2 separate regions of the Homo sapiens genome follow, and region 2 is linked to region 1. A link is an interaction called in ENCODE POLR2A ChIA-PET data of the cell type or tissue named here. Cell type or tissue: GM12878. All regions are shown on one strand. Each heading gives the region's core, and the rest is flanking DNA. Links, peaks and the distances in the headings are about the cores only.

Region 1 (8,604 bases), core at 2,686-5,185:
AAGTCAATTTTCTTCCATACCTTTTCTCCACATGTTCCTAGTCTCCTTCGGTGGCACCACTGCCCATCCAGGTTTTCAAACCAGAAGGTGGAAGTCATCCTAGATACTTCCCTCACCTTCTATATTTAATCAACCAGCAAGCCTGCTGATCTGAATCATGGGCTTGATTTCTTGTTATAAGATTTCTTATTTCCTACCAACTACCATCAGAGAATACTATAAACACCTCTATACAAAAAAAAAACTAGAAAATCTAGAAGAAATGGATAAATTCCTGGACACCTACACCCTCCCAAGACTAAACCAGGAAGAAGTTGAATCTCTGAATAGACCAATAACAGGTTCTGAAATTGAGGCAATAATTAATAGTCTACCAACCAAAAAAAGTCCAGGACCAGACAGATTCACAGCCGAATTGTACCAGAGGTACAAAGAGGAGCTGGTACCATTCCTTCTGAAACTATTCCAATCAATAGAAAAAGAGGGAATCCTCCCTAACTCATTTTATGAGGCCAACATCATCCTGATACCAAAGCCTGGTAAAGACACAACAAAAAAAGAGAATTTTAGACCAATATCCCTGATGAACATTGATGCAAAAATCCTCAATAAAATACTGGCAAACTGAATCCAGCAGCACACCAAAAAGCTTATCCACCACGATCAAGTTGGCTTCATCCCTGGGATGCAAGGCTGGTTCAACATATGCAAATCAATAAATGTAACCCGTCATATAAGCAGAACCAAAGACAAAAACCACATGATTATCTCAACAGATGCAGAAAAGGCCTTCGATAAATTCAACTGCCCTTCATGCTAAAAACTCTCAATAAACTAGGTATTGATGGGACGTATCTCAAAATAATAAGAGCTATTTATGACAAACCCACAGCCAATATAATACAGAATGGGCAAAAACTGGAAGCATTCCCTTTGAAAACTGGCACAAGACAGAGATGCCCTCTCTCACCACTCCTATTCAACATAGTGTTGGAAATTCTGGCCAGGGCAATCAGGCAAGAGAAAGAAATAAAGGGTATTCAATTAGGAAAGGAGGAAGTCAAATTGTTCCTGTTTGCAGATGACATGATTGTATATTTAGAAAACCCCATAATCTCAGCCCCAAATCTTCTTAAGCTGATAAGCAATTTCAGCAGTCTCAGGATACAAAATCAATGTGCAAAAATCACAAGCATTCCTATACACCAATAACAGACAAACAGAGAGCCAAATCATGAGTGAACTCCCATTCACAATTGCTTCAAAGAGAATAAAATACCTAGGAATCTGACTTACAAGGGATGTGAAGGACCTCTTCAAGGAGAACTACAAACCACTGCTCAACGAGATAAAAGAGGACACAAACAAATGGAAGAACATTCCATGCTCATGGATAGGAAGAATCAATATTGTGAAAATGGCCATACTGCCCAAGGTAATTTATAGATTCAATGCCATCCCCATCAAGCTACCAATGACTTTCTTCACAGAATTGGAAAAAAATACTTTAAAGTTCATATGGAACCAAAAAAGAGCCCGCATTGCCAAGACAATCCTAAGCCAAAAGAAGAAAGCTGGAGGCATCACACTACTATACTACTTCAAACTATACTACAAGGCTACAGTAACCAAAACAGCATGGTACTGGTACCAAAACAGAGATATAGACCAATGGAACAGATTAGAGCCCCCAGAAATAATAGCACACATCTATAACCATCTGATCTTAGACAAACCTGACAAAAACAAGAAATGGGGAAAGGATTCCCTATTTAATAAATGGTGCTGGGAAAACTGACTAGCCATATGTAGAAAGCTGAAACTGGATCCCTTCCTTACATCTTATACAAAAATTAATTCAAGATGGATTAAAGACTTATATGTTAGACCTAAAACCATAAAAACCATAGAAGAAAACCTAGGCAATACCATTCAGGACATAGGCATGGGCAAGGACTTCATGAATAAAACACCAAAAGCAATGGCAACAAAAGCCAAATAGACAAATGGGATCTAATTAAACTAAAGAGCTTCTGCACAGCAAAAGAAACTACCATCAGAGTGAACAGGCAACCTACAGAATGGGAGAATATTTTTGCAATCTACCCATCTGACAAAGTGCTAATATCCAGAATCTACAAAGAACTTAAACAAATTTACAAGAAAAAATCCCATCAAACAACCCCATCAAAAATTGGGCAAAGGATATGAACAGACACTTCACAAAAGAAGACATTTATGCAGCCAACAGACACAAGAAAGAAATGCTCATCATCACTGGCCATCACAGAAATGCAAATCAAAACCACAATGAGATACCATCTCACAACAGTTAGAATGGTGACCATTAAAAAGTCAGGAAACAACAGGTGCTGGAGAGGATGTGGAGAAACAGGAATGCTTTTACACTGTTGGTGGGACTGTAAACTAGTTTAACCATTGTGGAAGACAGTGTGGCGATCCCTCAAGGATCTAGAACTAGAAATACCATTTGACCCAGCATCCCATTACTAGGCATATACCCAAAGGATTATAAATCATGCTGCTATAAAGACACATGCACACATATGTATATTGCGGCACTATTCACAATAGCAAAGACTTGGAACCAACCCAAATGTCCATCAATGATAGACTGGATTAAGAAAATGTGGGACATATACATCATGGAATATTATGCAGCCATAAAAAGGATGAGTTCATGGACATGGATGAAGCCATAAAAAAGGATGAGTTGTAGGGACATGGATGAAGCTGGAAACCATCATTCTCAGCAAACTATCACAAGGACAGAAAACCAAACATTGTATGTTCTCACTCATAGGTGGGAATTGAACAATGAGAACACTTGGACACAGGGTGGGGAACATCACACACCGGGGCCTGTCGTGGGGTTGGGGAGGGAGGAGGGATAGCATTAGGAGATATACCTAATGTAAATGACGAGTTAACGGGTGCAGCACACCAACATGGCACATGTATACATATGTAACAAACCTACATGTTGTGCACATGTACCCTAGAACTTAAAGTATAATTAAAAAAAAAAGATTTCTTATTTCCCAGATCCTCCCTCCTCTCTCTTTCCTACTCCTTAGCTTGCCCTCTCATCATTTCATCACTAGGCTATTTTAGGTGAGACTGGTGGTCCTGGTCCCAGGTTCATTGCCCACCTCCTCCAACCCAGCCTTTGCATTGCCCTTTCATTGTCTTCCGATATGGAAAGCTGATGGGATTACTTCCTGTTAAAAATCCTTCAATGACTCCCCATTGTTTCCCAATTGTTTTATACCATGGCTTCATTGGGCCCCACTCTTCTTGGCAATACCTTCCTACACCAAACAAGGGCACTGGCTGCCAGAGGTGACCAGCCTAGGAGCTCCCTCTGTCAGGTTCCACCCAGCAGTCCCAAGGGCTGAGAGGGCAGGGTAGTATCTCAACACTCTATGGAACACTTATTGGGAAGCCCTGACTTAGAGGATACAGCTTATATTTCTTAGCTTGATATATAAGGTCCCTGCCTGACCATTTTTGCAATATTGTGTCTTCCATTCCTTCATGTGCACATGTGACTGGGCTCTGGGCTGAGCTAGATGAAGAGTAGCTCCTTGGGGCCAGCTAATCTGAACTCTGGGGATCTATTGGCACAGGCTGATAAGCCTGCAGATGATTGTTGCTGTTTTGGTCTGTCTAAAGGAAGAGGTTGATGCTAGCCTTCTATGGAAAGACACAAAGGAAAGTAGATGAAATTAGTATGCTTACTATTCCTCAGACATTCCTTAATAGAGAGCAGGGGTAGTCAGCAGCTAGAAGGTATACGCTGACCAAAAGTTGATGACATTCAGGGCATTTATCTTGGGGTCCCATTCCATGAATGGAGCTAGACCCATTCACCTTCGGGTCTAGTGGCAGAGTGAAACACAGAGTCAGAGAGAAGGGCTTTCTTACTCTCCTTGCATCAAAGGGAGGATAGAGAGAATCAGGGAAGAAGCTACATTCTCAAAGATATTCCCCTGGGGACTCCCCAAAATGACTGGAGAGATTGAAGGAGGAAGAGGTTGAGTCCTAGAGTTATACAAGTTAGGGATAATCAGGCAGAAAAACTCAGGGGGTATTAGTTGTGACCCCATTGATACCCACTGGGGAGACCTGTGCAAAATAGTTTTCAGAAGCTGTATACATCGGTTGTGATGTGTTTAGCTATAAGGGGAAAAAACCCCTAATTACTTAGAACATAGGCAAGTAGAGGTTAATCTTTTCTTGCACAAGAAGGAGCCCAGTTGCTAGTACTGGTTGCTATTCAGTGTTACTATTAAAGAGCCCCTCCAGGCTTTTAATATCTTTCTCCTGTCACAAGATAACTGCCACAACTGTAAACATTGTATTTGTTTTCAAAACGAGGGGAAGGCTACTTTCTCCTAGCAAGACTCTGTCTTTTTTTTTTGCCCAAACAGAAATCCCTGAGCAGACTTCCCCCTTAGACGTCATTGACCAGAATGTGGTCACATGCCCACACTATACCAATGTCTGGTGAAGAGAAAAAGAATGACCATAATTGGCTCATGATTGGCTCATAAGCCCAAGTCTGGAGGAGGAACTTACCTTCCTTAAGATTATCCCAGATACACAACTAGGTTCTCTTAGCAGGGAAGAAATGAGTGTCCGGTACGTAAAGAATGCTTGTGTATTGTTACATCCTAAAAGAGTCACAGTTCTCTGATGCTGGAATTCTCCCCGTCCCTCTTGCCATTGCCTAAATCCAACCCATGCTTTGGGTTCCCACTCCAGCATCTTCTCTGACTCTCATTTTCATTCTCCAGAAATGACCAGCCCTTTCTGGGTGTCACCGACATACCTAGTCCATATGCCTACACTTGCTCTTGTTACACTCCATCGCGATATGTATTTGTCTAGTGTCCCTGTGACCTCAGAACTCCTTGAAGGAAGTTCATATTATATTCATCTTTGTCTCTAATATCTAGTATGATGCCTGGTACATAGTGTTCAGCATTTGTAGAAGAAATGTTGCGTAATAAAATCCAAATAGACGTAAGAAATCCAATATAGAAAATCATCATGTTAGCACTGACATCTTCAACCATGAAGGACCACTGGGTATGTACCATAGACAGTGATTCAGTTCAGCCACACCTATTTATGGGGGATCTATTGTCTGCCAAGCACCAGGGGCAACACAAGAGAAGGAGAACACAGTTTCTGTGGGAAGACCGTATGCAGAGCAAAGATAACTAACAAACAAAAATAGCATCTGATAAGTGTCTCATTAGAGCTACAGGAGAGCGTGGCGGTGGGGAGACAGAGGACACTGGGACAGTGGTAGAATGGTAATTAAAATCCACAGGTAATTCCAAGCCTTAATTTAATCAACACTTTCAACCTCCACCGGTCCACAACTTCTTAGTGATGTAGGAAAATTGTCAGATTTGAATGTCATTTCCTCGGGGAGCCCTGCCTATCTGTTGGTGCACCTGTGACCCAGTAGTAAAAGAACCACATGGTAAACAGCCAAAGAGGAAACCAGGGAGAAAAGGGGACCTTGATAATTCACAGCTTAGATAGTCAGCTCTTGAATAGCTGAAAGCTGATGCAGTTTTAACCAGCGATTTGAAGATCAAACGATTCCATATTTTACAATTGTACTGCATTTGAGGTTTTTGATAAGATGTGTTATTGGAAAAGAGGTAACTAAAACTGTATGAAAGGCACAGTGAAATGCACTAAATGGATCATTTTCGAGCCCTTCACTGCATGGAAACTGTGCTTGCAGTGGGTCAATACTGAGAGTCTCCTAAGGCATACTTAACATGGCAGCGGGGGGCATGAACCCCTTTGACAGTGTGGTGAAATCTATGGACTTTCCTCAGAATGTTTTAAAATGCATAAAAATATAATAAATAGAATTACAAAAGCTGTAAACTATGTTGAAATACAGCTACAAAATAATTTTTAAAATATGGCATGGTAAAGTGTTATTTAATAACAGTTTAAATAACAAAAACTAGTAACATCTCTAATACTTAATCATTATCTGAAGTAACAATAAGTATAAATCAAGATAGCTGCAACAACTGTCATGCGATTTGAAAGATGTGTGATTTCTCTTGGTGACAAAAAGTCACAGGTGCTACTGATACTATTCTAGTTTGTTGCCTATATTTGTAATTGCAGGGAATGTTAAATTTCAGTTAGAGGTAAGAGAAAATAAAGATGTCATTTTATTTTGCCATCCAAGTTCACAGACCAGGTTAGAAACTGCTGTTATGAGGTCCCTCTACCACATGGCAACCATGTTGAGAACTAGGGCCCCTACGTGTTTTCTTGACATTGATGCACACAGCTCTGGGAGGTCATGTCCCACCTATTCAAGCAATTAAATCACAATTTATATCATGCATCTTTAAAAAAATGTGTTCTTATATAGATAGGTTCAACAACAAGAAGAGAGAAAGGGTCCTATCAGGCTGCTGGTTGGAAAAGACCTTTATTGAATTCATTGCCATGAACTCTCCTTAGCACTTAGTTCTCTAAGACTGGCATTATTGTGTTGTCTGCTGAGTTAGTAGCTTGCTGGATCCTTTACATCCTCTTGTGATGTTCTTGCCCCATAAGATGTGGGCAGTTCAGATATAGGAAATGGTTCAGGAAGAGGAAATTCAAACTCTCCGCCTAGAGAAGCTGTTTGCTCTTTGCATGAAAGTGCTCTTTGAAAATGGCTGAGGGATAAAGACAGGGCTCTCTGGAAGGGGAATTTTGTGCCCACTAAAATATAAATAAGGAAGTCATCTTTTTTTTTTTCTCACAAATGCAAACTTGAAATCAATTCACTGGGCCAGTTGCATAGGTATAAGAGGTACAGTTCCCTTTTCCTGTTTATTTTAGTACTTACCTAAATGAGAAGGGTGAAGGAGTTGTGGGAAGTGTCTTAACACTGCGTGGAAGGGCAGATCACTACTTTATTGTTGCGAAAATGATGTTCCTTTTTAACTTAGAAATTAGCGCATCAGGCCACAATTCTCCTTCAACAATCACCATTTCGCTGATTAAGTGTGTCTTCAAAGATTAGCTTTCATACCTGTAAATTAAAAGGAAAAAAGGTAAAATTCATTCGACAATAGAACAATCTACATCTAAACAGTAGGTCGTCATTAGTGAAAAAACCGGGGGATTTGGAAAAAACAAAACAGAACAATTCTAAGACCAAATTTATGAGGGCAACACATTATAAAATATGGAGCTATCACATCTTCATATTAAAAAGGCTTTTGACCACTTACATATTTATTTAAAAAAAAAAAAAAGTAAGTCTAAGAAAACACCTTCTGGGTAGCTGTCTCCTTGACTCTAGATCATACTTTTTCCCAATCACTTGCATTTGTATTTTGATTATAAGACAAGCAGAGCCTATATCCTATTCTATTACAGCTATTTGTGTGGTTTTTTTCCTTGACTTTGAATTTTTGGAGCTGGCATCTCCAGAGTCATGCCAGGCAATTAGCAGGTTCTTAATAAACCTTTGCTGAATCGAAGGGAATTCGGAGAAGTATTGCTGATGAGGGAGGATACAGAAAGGGATTTTTCTATAAAGCCTGACCAGCAGTGTTAAAAAAGTTTTCCACCAATAACATTAATAATGGATTTTTTAAAAGAAACAAGCTTTTACAATTTGCAAAGTACACGGAAGAAGTCTACTAAAGAGGCTCTCAATGAGCAGTGTAAAGGTCAGAAATAAACAAAATTAAGTCTGCCAGAAGTCTGAAAATTGTCACTGTGCTATTATTGATGAAATTACTAATTCCAATAATAATCGTGGCCATTATTGCATAGTGACTTGTGCAGTTTCTTCATCTGTGAAATAGGGACATGAATAGACCCTCCATCCTTGGGTGGTTATGAGGATTAAATGAGTTAATGCACATAACACACTTCCAGTAGCACCTGGCACATGAGAAGTGTTAGTTATGCCAGGTGTGGTGCTGAGTGCTTCTCGTACTTTACTAGTGGAAATAACAAAGAAGCCAGGATGAAGCGAAACCTTAGGAGCTGGGAAAAAGGAGAAGGGTCGAAACTTATGTTCTAGAGTTTTCATGTCTTAGTCTTTGTATGATTGTTGCTGCTGCCTGGCGCAACCTTCCGCAGGCTGGCTCCCTCTCATCCTGCAGGTCTCAGCTTAAAAGCCCAGCTCAGACATGCTTTCCCTCACTCACAGTCGAAAGTTGCGTCCCCTATATTATTCCCTCTTTCCACACAGTGTTTCTCTTTAGAACACTTAACACTGTGTGTAATTGCATAGGAATAGTTTATCTAGCTAGTGAATTCTCCAACACTAGCCTGTTCACTCCACGAAGGCTAGTTGTGTTTACTGATTATCCTCGATTCCTAGCAAATTGCCTGGCACATACCAAATGCTTAATGAATGAAATGAAACTGTACCTGTTGTAAAAAATGAATGAATAAAAGTATACCTGTTGTAAACAAATGGAATAAATGAATGTATCAGGGTTCCCATTATACCCAAGGTCACTTCCAGGCAGCATGGCATCCTCTTGCTCTACAAGATACTTCTCTTTTGAAAACACATCAGCA
Region 2 (2,500 bases), core at 1-2,500, 360 kb before region 1:
ATATGGGTTAGAAAGTTCCTGGTTAGGAGTTGCTATGGTTTGAATGTGTCCTCCCAAAAACATGTGTTGAAAACTTAATCCCCAATGCAACAGTGTTAGGAGATGGGCCCAGTGAAATGTGATTAGGCCAGGAAGGTGGAGAGAATGGATTCATGCCATTTTCAAGGGAGAAGGTTCATTATAAAAGGGGGAACTTGACCCTCTTTTACTCTCTCTCTTGCCCTCTCTTTGCTCTTCTGTCATGGTATGACACAGCAAGAAGGCCCTTGCCAGATGTTTGCCTCTTGATCTTGGAATTCCCAGCCTCCAAAATTGTGAGCCAATACATTTCTGTTCATTATAAATTAACCAGTCTGTGGTATTCTGTTATAGCAGCACAAAATGGACTCAGACAGGAGTCCAGGAAAAGATGGTGGCCTTCATTAAAGTGGTGGCAATGGAGGTGAAATGAAGTAGACTTAAGATAGATTTTGTGGATAATTCTGAAATTACTTATTTATACATTAGCAGTCCTGGGACAGGGTAGTGGGGGTGTGAGGGGAAAATAAATCAAGGATGACTCTTAGGGATTTTGGCTTAAGCATCTGGGTTAGACAGTGCTGACATTTACTGAGATAGGTAAGATATACAGACAGGAACTGTTTTAGATTTATTACCTTTAAAATACCTATTAGATATCTAAGTGTCAGTGAACACTTGCATACCAGAATCTGAAATGCATGTGCAATATCTGGGAAGGAGATATCCATGTGGGGATTGTCAACATATAGAAAACATTTAAAGCCATAGGAAAGGAAGATATTAACTGGATAGAGAAGAGTGTAAGTTCTAGGCATTCTATCATTTACAGATCAGACAGAACCAAGAGAGTCAGAAAAGTGTTTGGCCAATAAAGCAGGAGAAAAATGCAGAAAAGTGGAGAATGTTTTAAGAAGTGATCAACTGTGTTGAAGGCTGAGAGGATGAGCACTTATCCTGTGACTTTGAGTAAACTGCTCCATCTATCTAAACTCAAGCTCCTCATCTGTAAAATGTGGATAAAAATAGTATAACACCGACAGTGTTGTTGGGTGTATTAAAAAACAATATATGTAATGTTCTATGCATCTGGCATGTAATAAGTGATAAATGGTAGCTATTAGTCTATTGCTGTTGAGTTCTGAATTCTATAAGAAGAAATATAAATATGTCAGGGGAAAAAGCACATACATATACTGGAAAAGTTCTGAATAACAGATATTCAATTTTATCACATCTTGCAAATCATTCTTTAATGTTCCTTTTAGTCTTTGTGTCTTTTTAGCTCTTCTGGAGTCAGGGCTTAAGATATGAGAATTCCTTCTTCTCTGGATAGTCAAAAGTTGCTATGACAACTGGCTGGAAATGAAAGTCCTCTGCTTTATTTATTTATCTGAGGGTGATGTGCTGCAGAAAGGGGGAAGTGAGACTGCCACAATGTGCCTCACAACCTTTAGAGAGAAGACATGTAAGGGCCACGTTTTCTCCCATCCTGTCAGAATCCTTAACTGTTTATATATAACTTACCCATTTCTTCTTTTTCTACAAAGTATTTGAGGTCATAAATATTAAGACACGTATAACTTGAGGCAGTTTAAAGAAAATAAATCAGATGATTAAATACTATTCGGAGAAGTAATGTATAACAGAAAAGTAATGTATAACAAAACAGAGTTATTAACACCATGTAAGAAATTTAACCCCAAGTATTTTGGAAGTAAAAAAACAAAAAACAAAAAACAAAGAAAAACATAATGGTTTCAGGAATTCTATGAAGTATGCTTAAAGGTCACAAACAGGTTAATTAGGAGAGAAACTTTTAAGCAGATATATATGTTGTTCCTGTGCAATAATAGCAGTGGTCAGCTGGGCGTGGTGGCTCACACCTGTAATCCCAGCACTTTTGGAGGCCAAAAGGAGGGCAGATCACCTGAGGTCGAGGGTTCGAGACCCGCCTGGCTAACATGGTGAAACCCTGTCTCTACTAAAAATACAAAAATTAGCTGGGCATGGTGGTAGGCACCTGTAATCCCAGCTACTTGGGAGGCTGAGGCAGGAGAATCACTTGAACCTGGGAGGTGGAGGTTGCGGTGAGCTGATATCGCACCTTGGCACTCCAGCCTGGGCAACAGAGTGAGACTCTGTCTCAAAATAAATAAATAAATAAGAAAAGAAAAGAAAAAAATAATAGTGGCCAACATTTGCATACCACTTTACAGTTTATGCTTTACAGAAGGTAGTATTACAACTATTTTTTTGGCCCCCAAACCGCACAGTAGGTTAACACAGAGAACTTGAATCATGAATCTTTTTTTTTCAAATACAGAAAACCTTTCTTTATTAGTAGCCAAAATATATAAGCATCTCTTGCATCTTTTATTTCCAAAACCCAATTCTTTCTGCTATACCAAGAGGCAACTTCCTTAATCGCAATTTTTGAAAAATCTTATGAAACATAACATTCACAAAAGTACATAAAATT

The links. ChIA-PET counts read pairs that join two places held together with the same protein. Peaks named below come from ENCODE experiments on the same cell type or tissue, not always from the same donor. Only the 100,000 strongest peaks of a DNase experiment are listed, where the experiment ranks them.
Region 2: POLR2A ChIA-PET joins it to region 1 with 6 read pairs; 2 of 35 experiments call an interaction of 5 or more read pairs at or near these places.

What each region holds. Positions count from the first base shown.
Region 1 is chr12:94,124,353-94,132,956 of GRCh38, reverse strand. LOC124902986 (a long non-coding RNA gene) reads right to left here. Exons shown (of 2, transcript XR_007063409.1): 2 at 6,487-7,093. Among named protein-coding and RNA genes, the nearest start is that of PLXNC1, 20 kb to the left of the region's middle. In GM12878, for the core only: no CTCF peak of the experiment used is centred there; no DNase peak of the experiment used is centred there.
Region 2 is chr12:94,487,591-94,490,090 of GRCh38, reverse strand. All of the region lies in intron 2 of LOC102724960 (a long non-coding RNA gene), which reads right to left. Among named protein-coding and RNA genes, the nearest start is that of LNCHR1, 7.6 kb to the left of the region's middle. In GM12878, for the core only: no CTCF peak of the experiment used is centred there; a DNase peak (open chromatin) is centred at 1,500; H3K27ac peaks cover 755 bases.